Regions from separate parts of the Homo sapiens genome. Here region 1 is linked to region 2. A link is an interaction called in ENCODE POLR2A ChIA-PET data of the cell type or tissue named here. Cell type or tissue: PC-9. All regions are shown on one strand. Each heading gives the region's core, and the rest is flanking DNA. Links, peaks and the distances in the headings are about the cores only.

Evidence for each region. Peaks named below come from ENCODE experiments on the same cell type or tissue, not always from the same donor. Only the 100,000 strongest peaks of a DNase experiment are listed, where the experiment ranks them.
Region 1: POLR2A ChIA-PET joins it to region 2 with 6 read pairs; 2 of 35 experiments call an interaction of 5 or more read pairs at or near these places.

What each region holds. Positions count from the first base shown.
Region 1 is chr16:50,527,873-50,534,001 of GRCh38, reverse strand. No RefSeq gene overlaps it. Among named protein-coding and RNA genes, the nearest start is that of NKD1, 17 kb to the left of the region's middle. In PC-9, for the core only: no CTCF peak of the experiment used is centred there; a DNase peak (open chromatin) is centred at 3,051; H3K27ac peaks cover 1,563 bases.
Region 2 is chr16:50,392,714-50,398,842 of GRCh38, reverse strand. LINC02178 (long intergenic non-protein coding RNA 2178) reads left to right here and starts at 3,710. Exons shown (of 2, transcript NR_146572.1): 1 at 3,710-3,908. RefSeq lists enhancers at 716-1,915, 2,536-2,665. In PC-9, for the core only: no CTCF peak of the experiment used is centred there; DNase peaks (open chromatin) are centred at 1,482 and 2,612; H3K4me3 peaks cover 2,320 bases; H3K27ac peaks cover 3,427 bases.

The DNA of each region.
Region 1 (6,129 bases), core at 344-5,343, 140 kb before region 2:
TCATCTTTCCCTTCCAAAGAACACATGCAACGCCTAGCAGAGAGGCTGCCCCATGTCAGAACCCCATGGCTGGCTCTAGGGATTAAAGTGATCATCCTGACAGATGCTCAGGGCAACACCTTCTTGGCATCCCCAGTTCTTTCTTCCATGAACAATGAGGTGCCAAGTCCTGTCCACTCTCCCTAAACCTCTCTTGAGTCTGCATCCCTCCCTCAGCACTGCTACTGTCCAGGTGTGATTAAAGGTGGACATACATTATTCATCATTCTCCCCATGAAGCCCTTGCCTCTGGGCTGGCCCTGTGGCCACTGAACTAGCAGAATGTGGTAGAGCAATGCCATGCTTGTGCTGGCCCTAGCCTTTAAGAGGACAAGCAGCTCTTGTTTTCTCCCTCTTGGAATGCACACTTCTGGAACATTCCCTCTCAGGACCCAGCTTCTGTGCTGGAAGTTCAAGCCACATGGAGAGGTCATGTATGTGTGTCAGTCGACAGCCTCAGTTGAGCTTCCAGCAGACAGCCAGCCACAGCTGCTAGCCATGGGTGTGTACCATCCAGGATGTCTGGCCCAAATGGGTCCCCATTGACTGCAGTCCCATGGAGCAGAACTACCCTACCAAGCCCAGTCAAGCCCCCGAGTCACAAGAGCTCATAAAACAGGTACTGTTTTGGCCGGGCACGGTAGCTCATGCCTGTAATCCCAGCACTTTGGGAGGCTGAGGTGGGTGGATCATGAGGTCAGGAGTTCAAGACCACACGGTCAACATAGTGAAACCCTATCTCTACTAAAAATACAAAAATTAGCCAGGTGTGGTGGCACGTGCCTGTAATCCCAGCTACTCAGGAGGCTGAGGCAAGAGAATTGCTTGAACCCGGGAGGTGGAGGTTGCAGTGAGCCGAAATCGCGCCACTGCACTCCAGCCTGGGCGACAGAGTGAGACTCCATCTCAAAAAAAGAAAAAAACAAACCAAAAAAACAGGTGTTTTTTTGAGCCACGGAGTCTTGTGCTGGTTTCTTACACAGCAGTAGGTGCCCGGAACACCAAGTTCAAGTCCTCATCATCCCTTCTGGGTCATATGCAAGTTTGCTAACTAACAGATCTGCCAGCCTCTACCGCCACCTATTTCCCAAGGTTATTTTCCAAGCCCAGAACTGCTCATGTCATTCTTCTGCCCAAGCCTTCAATGGCTTCTCATTGTCCATAGTGGTACTTAGTACTTACCCCGTGAGAATGCACATCAGAATCACCAGGGCAGCTTCTTCAAAATACAGATATTCCAGCTGAGAACGGGGGCTCATGCCTGAGAGGCCAAGGCGGGTGGATCACTTGAGACCAGGAGCTCAAGACCAGCCTGGACAACATTGCAAGACTACAGCTCTACACAAAATACAAATAAAAATAAGCTGGGCATGGTGGCGCATGCCTGTAGTCTCATGTATTCAGGAGGCTAAAGCAGGAGGATCACTTGAGCCCAGGAGTTTGAGGCTGCAGTGAGCTATGATCACACTACTGTACTCCAGCCTGGGTGACAGAGCAAGACCTTGTCTCTAAAAAATTAAAAAAAAAAATTCCACTCAGAGGGTTGGAATCAGGATATCAGGTTGTGAAAAAACACCCCCTGTGTGATAGATTAAATTATTAGTCCACAATTCTTCCTTGTCTCCCTGTATCACGATTCACTGTGAGCAGACAGGACTACCCCACACCACTGATGTTGGACTTGACTGTGTCATGCGTTCTGCTCAGTTGAATATGGGTAGAAGTGATGCTGTGCCAGTTCCAAGCCAAGGTCTGAAGAGGCATTGCACATTTCCACTCCTATCTCTTGCACTCCAGCTCTTCACCATGAGTTTGCTCCAGATGGACACTACCCTTTCAACCTGAGTCCCCAAATTACAAACATACAGAACAGGCTTGAACCCATCCCGTACCCTGGCCCAAGTTCAGCCAATACTAATCAAGTTCATCAGAGTCACCCCAGGCGATTTGCAGACCTGTAGTGAGAAAAATAAATTTTTGTTGTTGTATGCCCTGGTTGGGGTGGGAGGTCACTTGTTATGTAGCATTATTGTGGTAATAGCTAACCAAAGTATCAGATGATCCTAAAGCATGTCCCTGCTTAAGAACCACTAGACCAAAGGCTAAAGTCACAAACAATTCATCTGGCAATTGAGACCTTCCTTGGTCTTGTTTCCATCTGGCCTCATCTCCCAGCTTCCTCTTCTGAACCAATCAAGGTTCTGGGTGCTAAAACAGAATCCAATGCTCATGAACCCTAACAGAAAAGGGACTCCAAGGTGGCTGTAAAATCAAACTGAGAAAAAAATGGACGGAAAGCAGGGAAAGTCAGGCAGGTGTGGCCAGGGTCAGAAGAGGTCACAGGCATAGTTGAGGTGGAGAAAGAGACCACTGCTGGTTACCTGTGCACCAGGCGCTGGATCCTCAAGCTGCTGTTTGCAAGGAGGGTATCTCCAGCTCTCCCTGCTCCTTTGGAGAGAGAAGCATCCCATTGGCCAGCCATGCCTTGGCCATCAAAGAGAAAGAGAACATGTGTTAGACACCTAAAGGGAACAGGGGTCCCACATTGGGCAGCCAAGATCCCCACAAACATCCCCAGTAAGCTTCACATTCCCTACAAATAGGAACTGAGTTGATATGTGTAGAGCTCTTCAACTTTTCCTGGCATGTAGTAAATGCCATGTGAATGTTCTTAAAATAAATATTAAATATATAACTTTTAGACTATTGGCTAAATAAGACGCTTTGATTGTTCTTTTCAAGGACAACTCAAGAGACCTTTCTTGATCAGGTGGAAAGTGATGTTTCTTTTCTCAATGCCTCCAACACGCTTGATCTGCCTGTCCTTCTTGATGCAGCGCAGGAGCTAGAGTTATCTGTGGTCTTGTGAGACGTGAGGTTTTCCCCAGTGCCGAGGTCAATGCCTGAGGTCTTACAGGTAATCAGGAAGTACGGGTAGAATACCGGAGCAGAGGGACCTCTTGCCAACTGTGAAATCTGAGCCTGCCTCTAAACCCTCAAAACATGGGCCGTGGGAACAACCACTCATTTCTTTGCACTGCTGTGAGCCTGGGCCAGTGCGTGCAGCCTGATCCAGCACAGGGCCTGCTGGCAAAATGCCATGGTGCAAAAGGCTTCCAGGTGAGAATCCCTGATTGCTCAACCCCATATTTTAAACAATTACTCTCAGCTTTTGAGCTGAGCATCCTGCCTTTCCAAGTTTGCTGAGCCTACTATTTCGAAATACTTTGCAAATTGGCAGCTCCAAGAAAAAAGTCCTGGAGTCAGAGTGAGTGACCTCTGACCCAGATGGAACAGGCTGCTGAGTCTCACCTTCATGCTTTCTCTAACCCTGGCCCCTTTGTTAAAACACTCTTCAAGTCTATTGTGTAAATGAGCACCACTGAGGACAGGTAGCATGTTTCGTCCATACCTCCTCTGCTCCTTTTCCTGATCCCCAGTGTGCTTTGACTCCCAACAGCCAACACTTGCATCTCATTGTCAGAATGCTTTCTACAGCTTGCCAGACACTGCAACCAATGATTGGCAACATGGGAGTATCAATACCCCAGCTCCCTTGTTCCCTGCTCATGCAACTCTGAGTTGTGACTCGTATGTCTCCAAAGTTCACATGTGGAATTGAGCCAAAATTACCCTCTGTGGGAGTTTGCTTGATATCGGATCCTTGCCGGATCTGCTTCCCTTCCCTGCCCCACTTTCTCATCCCCTATACATTTCCTTCACTAAGAGTCTGCTTCTGGGAATCCAGCCTAAGACAGTAAAGAGAGAGGAAAATTTAAATGATAAAAATGGCCACCACTCTACTTTAAAATCCTTTCATGCATTAGTTATCTTAATGATCTCAAATACCCTACAAGGAATTCTTATCCCCATCTTAAAAATGAAGAAATCAAGTCTCAGAGAAGTTGAGTAACTTGCCCAAGTTATGTAGTTAGTAAGTATTAAGCCAAGAAGTTGTATTACATGTACTGCCTCCCATTAGAAAGATGCCATCAATAAGAACTATACATATTTCTTTAAGTTAAAATGAGAAAAAATACAAATCTAATAAGCGAATGTGGATAATGATAGTATGCATTTATAGGGGAAATTAAAGGCATAATGGTGATTGTTTTTATCTGTCATAGCTCCCCATGTTTACCCCATTTTCTTCTGGTATCAGATAGGGTAGGCATGCAACCAGAATTCCTTTGCCCACACTTTGCCTCTGCATACAGACTCAGGGTTGGAAGGTAGCAGACTCTTCTGCTGCTGATATCCTCTGAGATATAAGTTCCAGATCTGGTTCTTCAGCCCTTTCTTCAGTCCTTTCATTGAGACCACCCCAGGATTATTCCAATAAATGCCCAAAAGTCTCAGTTTAGTCAGAGCCCATTGTTACTGCTTGTCAACAAGACATCTCAAGTGATGTAGAAATTGGTATCAGGAGTAGGGTGTTAAAAGTGACCCATCCTAAAAATATGGAATTGGAGACTATATAAGCCAATAAATCCTCCTTAATTTTGTAAGCAGGTTTCAGTGGGATTTTTGCACCTGCATTCAAAAGACTCTTGGGTGGTGTATGAATAAAAAGGGATGGAAATGCCCCTTCCCTGAATAACCTTTCTTACACTACATGCCTATGCCTATTCTTCTTTTCGACTGTGTGATACATGTTTGCTTCATTCCTTTCCTATTTAACGTATATTCATGCTTTTCAAGGTAACAGAGGATAAGGAATCAGGTGGTCAGCTCAGGGAGGGAGCCATCTGATGTATCAGAAGGGAAAGGGCCTGGTGCATCATCAAAGAGATATTGTGGGCTATGGCAAGAGAGCTATGGGCCTGGGGAGTGGGAAAGCTTGGTTCTAGTCCCAATCCCAACTCTGACTTGCTGTGTGTCATTGGTCAAGAGTCTTCTGTCTCTGGGGCTGTGCCTCTCCTTTTACAGAATAAAAGGGGATCTCTAAAGTGCCTTCTAGATCCACCATGTTCAGATGTTTGGAGGAAATGCAAAGACACGTGGCCTACATACCATGCACAGACTGATGAGGTGAGAAGAGGTAGCAGCAGCAGGGTGCTGAGTCTAGGTGGGCCTCTCTGGGATTTCACCTGAGCATCTCTTTGAAGCTGTGAGCTCATAGGTGCTACATTTCTGCTATTCCCACATTTTTCTCCTCTGATCCTACCCCACTCATATTGTGGCAGAAACTGTCATCCATCCCCTAGAATCCTTTCTCCCTTTTTTCTTTTTAGTCATAGAATAGCCATATTACTAGAAACTACACTACTTTCCAGCCTCCCAGGCAGTTACATGTGGCCATATGTGAATGGCATGTGAACAGAAGCAATGTGTGCTAGCCCTTCCCATCTTCTCCCTGCCTTCTTGCAGACTGAAACATAGACACAGCACAGAGATCCAGCTTCCACCATGGAGAGGGCAGAGCACAGGATGGAAGTTACCTGAATTCCTGATCCACTTCATGGAGTCAAACTGCCTTCCATTCCCAGACCCCTTCCTTGCTTAGAGTTTTCCATGAGAGCAATAATCTTCCATCTTGTTGAACTTGCTGTATTTGGGGGACTGTTCTTACAGCAGCTTACTCCGTGCCCAAACCAATACCTCCTACCCCATCTCATTGGAAAATTGACACTGAAGAGTGTCAATTTTCAGACACTTTGCCAGCCAGGGCCAAGGAGCTAACCTCTACCAAGAAGAGAGGGAAGTCAAGACCAACCTGGGAAATGTGGCAAAATTTCATCTCTACAAAAAAAAGAAAAATACAAAAATAAACTGGGTGTGGTGGTGTGTGCCTGTAGTCCCAGCTATTCAGGAGGCTGAGGTGGGAGGATGGCTTGAGCCTGGGAGGCGGAGGTTTCAGTGAGCTGAGGTGGCACCAGTGCACTCCAGCCTAGGCGATAGAGTCAGACGTTGTCAAAAAAAAAAAAAAAAAAGAGGAGGAAATAGGAGTAGAAGAAAGAGGGGAAAGACAGACTTTATTGGACAGCCACCCTGTTCCAGGCATTTATCTCCATTATCTTGAAAGCCTGAATTTTATCATTGGTGACAAATGTGGTCCATTATTTTCCTTGAAGTGACTGGCACACTTTA
Region 2 (6,129 bases), core at 413-5,412:
CAGAGCTGTCCCCACTAACTACCCCAGACAAGCCCAGCCTGGAGCAGACCCTCCAGCCAACCTGCAGATGTGTGAACAATAAACATTTCCTGTTTTGTGTGCCACCAGGGTCTGTGGTTGCTCGTGACAGTAAAGGGAACCATCTATACCCACTCTCACTCCACACGGTTCAGGTGGAGCTGACCCCATCTCACAGTTCCAGAAGGGACACAAGACAGTCAGTACACTCCACACCCTGGCCTCAGTTGCTATGTCACGAATGGGCATGAGATCCAAGCCAGGCCAATGAGACCCAACTCTGGGACATTTCCTGGAACTTCTGGGAAAGAGATACTCACTTTCCACTGTGGTAGCCTAGGTGGTGGGATGTCAACCAGTAGCTGCGGGCTGCCTTCTTCCCATGGCAGGGGAAGAGACTTTTGAGAATGGAGCAGTCATGTGTTGGTAAACAAGCTCTCCTCCCACCAAAAAAAAAAAAGAAAAAAAGCGCTTATTTATAGCATTTGCCAATTTCCATGATACAAATACTCCGACCATGGCCAGTTTCATGCTACCAACGATGACCAACTGGTGCCCAAAATTCCTGAATGTTTTACAATTTGCTCTAGCACACCATTGAGAGGAGCCTATGCCACAGAAAACAGAGCCAAATGATGGAGAGATAGGCAGTATCCTGGTGATATTATTTGAGCCCCTAGATCTAGCCATGCCTGAAATCCATTAATACCTCTGTACTTGACTCTTACGTGAGTCAACCACTTCCTTTTGTTTCTTCTAAAGCCAGTTTTATTTGGGTTTCCTTTATGTGCAACTGAATAAAGACAGATGAATACACCCACCTCCATGTTTCTCCACTGCCTTTGTGCCTTGAGGAATCAGAATAAATCACTAAAAAATAATGCTTCCTGTCCTCAAGCATCGGACTCCAAGTTCTTCAGCTTTTGGACTCTTGTATCTACACCAGCGGTTTGCCAGGGGTTCTCAGGCCTTCGGCCACAGACTGAAGGCTGCACTGTTGGCTTCCCTTCTTTTGAGGTTTTGGGACTCGGACTGGCTTCCTTGCTCCTCAGCTTGCAGATGGCTTATAATGGCAAAACAATCATTCTTTAAAATATTTTTAATTGAGATGGGGGGTCTCACTAAGTTCCCAAGTCTGGTCTCGAACTTCTGGCCTTAAGTGATATCCCAAAGTGCTGGGATCACAGGCATGAGCCACCACGCCTGGCCCAAATCAATCATTTATGCAACATCAATTATGTGCCAGGCACTTTATAGGAAAGTTACTCCAGTAATCTTCATATCAACCTTACAAGATAGAGATCATTGGGTCCACTTTTTAGGTGAGCAAGCTGAGAGAGAGAGGCTGAAGGACTTGTTTTAAGGGCATGCACTTGAACCAGTATGAGAACCCAGATCCAACTGACATCAGAGCCCATGACTCACCCACCACCCCCTGGGGCTTCTCTTCCCTTAGCCACTGGCCAGTCCTCCTGCCTGAATGCTCCCTGAATCACCTCCACCTGGTAATCTCTGATTCATCTTTCAAGCAACTAAGTAATTTGCCCAAGAGCACGAAGACAGAGTATAGCAGAGGCAGGGTGTAAACTCTGCTCCTCAGCCTGCTCAATCCTCAACTCACCTTACCAGTCGGTTATGAGGAAGAAAGTTTCTAGTTCCTTTAACTTCCCAGAGAACTCTGCGCAAAGCAGAAAGAAAAACATTGCTGAACATTGCCACAATGCTGATTGATGAATAGTCGGCCTGATGGTTAATATTGAGTGTCAACTCGATCAGATTGAAGGATGAAAAGTTTTGTTCCTGGGTGTGTCTGTGAGGGTGTTGCCAAAGGAGATTAACATTTGAGTCAGTGGATTGGGAGAGGCAGACCCACCCTCAATCTGGGTGGGTCTAATCAGCTGCCAGTGTGGCTAGAATAAAATCAAGCAGAAGAATGTGGAAATGCTAGACTGGCTGAGTCTTCCGGCCATCTTTCTCCCGTGCTGGGTGCTTCCTGCCCTCAAACATTGGACTCCAAGTTCTTCAGCTTTTGGACTCTTGGATTTACACCAGTGGTTCGCCAGGGGCTCTAGGGCCTTCAGCCACAGACTGAAGGCTGCCCTGTCGGCTTCCCTATTTTTGAGGTTTTGGGACTTGGACTGGCTTCCTTGCTCCTCAGCTTGCAGATAGCCTACTGTGGGACTTCACCTTGTGATCGTGTGAGTCAATACTCCTTAATAAACTCCCTTTCATATATACATCTATCCTATTAGTTCTGTCCTTCTAGGGAACCCTGACTAATACAGTCGGTAAACCATGGGCCTCAGAGCCAGTGTCTGGTCCTGCTCTATGCCTAGGCTCCACTGAGTGAAGCCAACTCTGGCCCAGGATGGGTTCTGCTAGTTGGCCGAGTCCTCAACAAAATGTCTTGGAATGCACTTCTTTCTCCTGACGGTGGAGAAATGGCCAGCCACCTTTGGTTCATGCCGATATTTCAGATTCTGCACTTCCCCACAAAAATGGCTTCTTCTCCCATAAGCCCAGTCCCTGCTAGCTGTATCACCAACCTCTCAGGTACTCAGGACCTGCCCACTGCTTCCTTTTTTGCTCCTCCCTTTCCTCTGAGAGCACGCAGGCCCACACAGAGCTAGTCAGTTGCTTACTTGCTGCTGCAGCTGCATACGCTCAGGACTCTTGTGTGCAGGTTATAGAAAACTCAATTCAATTTCATAGTCCCAGGTACCTGAAATGGCTAGGGTGTGTCTGATTCAGGGGCTCCAATCATGGCCTCAGGACTTGGTCTCACTTCTCTATCTCTGACTCTGTTTTTGCCTGTGTGACTTCATTCTGCCACTTTGGGCCCTAGAAGGTCCAGATTCACTTCCTGCCGGAAGTGTCCCTTTAGAGACAAGATCTCACTCTGTAGCCCAGGCTGGAGTGCAATGGCACGATCACGGCTTACTGTAGCATTGGAGTCCTGGGCTCAAGCAATCCTCCCACCTCAGCCTGCTGTGTATCTGGGACTACAGATACTAATTTTTTATCTGTAGTGCCAGACTACAGATAAAACTGTAGTCTAACTAATTTTTTTATTTTTCTTTTCTAGAGACAGGGTCTGGCTATGTTACTCAGGCTGGTTTCAAACTTCTGGCCTCAAGCAATCCTCCCGCCTCGGCCTTCAAAAGTGTTGGGACTATAGGCCCAGCCTCACCTCCCCATTTTAACAATCTACTACACAGCTCTGAATCTTTCAACTTCCACCAAAAAAAAACAAAACAAAACACTTGCATGGTTCCCTATTGTCTAGGCCACAAAATCCAAGATCCTAGACCTGAAACTCAAAACCTCCATGCTCTGACTCTCCTGTAGTCCATGCTCTGACTCCAGCATAATTCTCCAGCCTCATCACCTTCAGCTTTCCATCACTCATTTGCCTGACAATTCAGCCAATCAAGACTAGCTGCTGTTCTTTCAATACACCTTACATTTCCTCTACTTTAAGCCTTTCCCTCATGCTGTGCCCTTCTTCTGGAATGCTCACCAACTCCCACCTCCACTTCTCCAAGTCCCTGAAATCAAGCCCAGCTGGATGGCTACTACTCCAAGGAAGGCTCATTTCTGCTGAATGCACACCAGCTCCAATCCTCCAAGGCAAATACTCCTGCCCCTTCACCACCTGGTCCTCAGCCCTTTTCTCATGGTGCAGTTCATCTATGAAAGAGACTGAGCCCCTATGAGTGAGGGTGATGTCAACACAACAGCAGGCACCCTTGGTAACCAAGTCAGCTTCCATATTGATCAGGACTCTTTTGATTGCAAGAAACCAAACTCGGATCTTTATAAAAGCAAAGGTAATTGACTCAGTCAGAAGCACATACAGCACGAGAGTTGTAGGCATGGCTACACTTAAGGTAGGTAATTAAGGTATCACATTTCTCTCTCTCTCTCTCTCTCTTTCTCTCTCTCCCCCCACCACCCCCACTCCATGTCTTATTTCTGCCTTTTTTGACATAATGGCCTCATTTTCTTCTACTGTTGATAGCTTCCTTCATGTAGCTGGAGAAGGTGGGCTTCTAGTGACTCCAGCTTACAACACCCTTAGAACTGGGGATCTCAGAGGATGGAAAGCTGTCTTCGCTAACACTAGGGCAGCAAAATTCTGGGGAGAACTCTGGCTGCCTTGTGTCACATGATTGTCCCTGAGCCAATCACTGTGGCCCAAGGAATACAGTTCTCTGACTGGTCAGATCTGTGCAGCACATGCATGGCAGGCTCAGCCCCACCCTCAGAACTACACGGACTGGGCACCCCTGGGAAAGAAGGGTCTGTTGCCAGAAGACAAGAAAAAAAGGAGAAGGAAGGGGAGGGGAGGGGAGGGGAAAGAAGGGAAGGGAAGGGAAAGGAAGGGGAGAGAGAGAGAGAGAGAAAGAAAGAGAGAAAAGGGGAAAGAAAGAAAGAAGAAAGAAAAGAAAAGAAAGAAAGAAAGAAAAACAAAAATGAATGAATGAAGGAAAGCAAGGAAGAGATTTACCCCAGTACCCTCCCAACACCCAAGCATGAGCTCTGATCCATACAGTGGATTATCAACTTAGCTGTTGCTGATAATGATGCCTGAAAAGATACATATTGAAATAACAGCAGTTATTCTTATTACTCACATCTGTTGAGCAACAGTATAACAGGCACGATTCTAAGTACTTTACATGTATTAACTCATTTATTCCTCATGACAATCCCCCGAGGTAAATACAATTATTAGTCCCATTTTACAGATGAGAAAAGTGAGGTACAAACAGGGAAGACACTTGCCCAGAGTCTCCTCCTGGTTACAAAGTTGAGGAGGTGGGATTCAAACCCTAGGTGTCCAGTCCCACAGCCTGTGCCCTCCCCGCTGCCCAATACTGTCTGCCTGGTGGTGTCTGGTATAATCTGGACATGCAGAGGAGCAGGAGAAGCCTGTTCCGCACTTTGTTACAGCCACTGATCTTCCCAAATTCTCCTTCATAAAAGCAGCCCAGAGGCCTGGCAAGCAGCTTCTGCCAGGCTCTGCCATTTGCCCCAAGGAAGGAGGATCGATATGACAGCCCAGCCCTCGCTACCTCACCACCCCCTCCCCTCCAGTGAGCCACCGTGGGGGTCTTCACCTGGCAACCCTCCGCCAAAGCTCCTGGCTCAGTCACAGGTGCAGCAGTGGCATAGAGCGTCAGAGCATGGGGGCCACAGAGGCCCCAGTGCCAGGAATAGAAACCAGAGCCCCAGGCCAGCACACCACTGGGGAGGGGCAGGAGGGGAGAGACAGACAGACAGAGAACATCAGAGACACACAGGAAGAGAGCAAAGGCAGAAAGCGTGAAGACACACAGACGGGGCCCCCTCCTCATGTGCCCTCCCACAGCACTCGCCATCAGCATATGTAACTCTCTCCTCTCTGGGGCTGGGGGTAAGAGGGGGACAAGGAGGACCCTTTTAGAACCAGCAAATAAAAGTTGGGCAGCAATTTGGGCATACATTTCTTTAGTTTCTATTCTCCTCAAGTCTCCTAAGCAGGGAAAGAGGCTCCGGGGCAAAGTGAGGGAGGACAGATGCCCATGGGGCAGGGTATGGGGGTCAGGGTTAGGCCCATATTATTACTATCATTATTATTAATATGAAAAGGAAGGAAGAAAGGAAGGAAGGAAGGAAGGAAGAAAAGAAGGAAGGGAGGGAGGGAGGGAGGGAAAATAAAGAAAAGAGAGCGAGAGAGAGATTAAGAAGGAAGGAGGGAAGGAAGGAAGGAAAGAAAGAAAGAAGGAAAGAAAGAAAGAAAGAAAGAAAGAAAGAAAGAAAGAAAGAAAGAAAGAAAAGAAAAAAAGAAAAGAGAGAGAAAGAAGAATAAAAGAAGTAAAAAAGAAAAGAAAAGGAAGGAAGGATCCATAATGCCTTCCACTTGACCTCACCCCAAATGATGGTCCTGATGCTCAGAAAGCCCCAGAATCCCCCTGATCTCTTGGCCAAAGCTCCAAAGGCCAAAGCCTGCAGCCACTGAGCCCTGCAAAGTAGAAATGAGAGGTCCGGGGGACAGTGAAAGGTCCTGGGGACAGTGAGAGGTCCCCAAAACATGGGGGAGCACGCCTGACCCTGTCCATCCCTCCC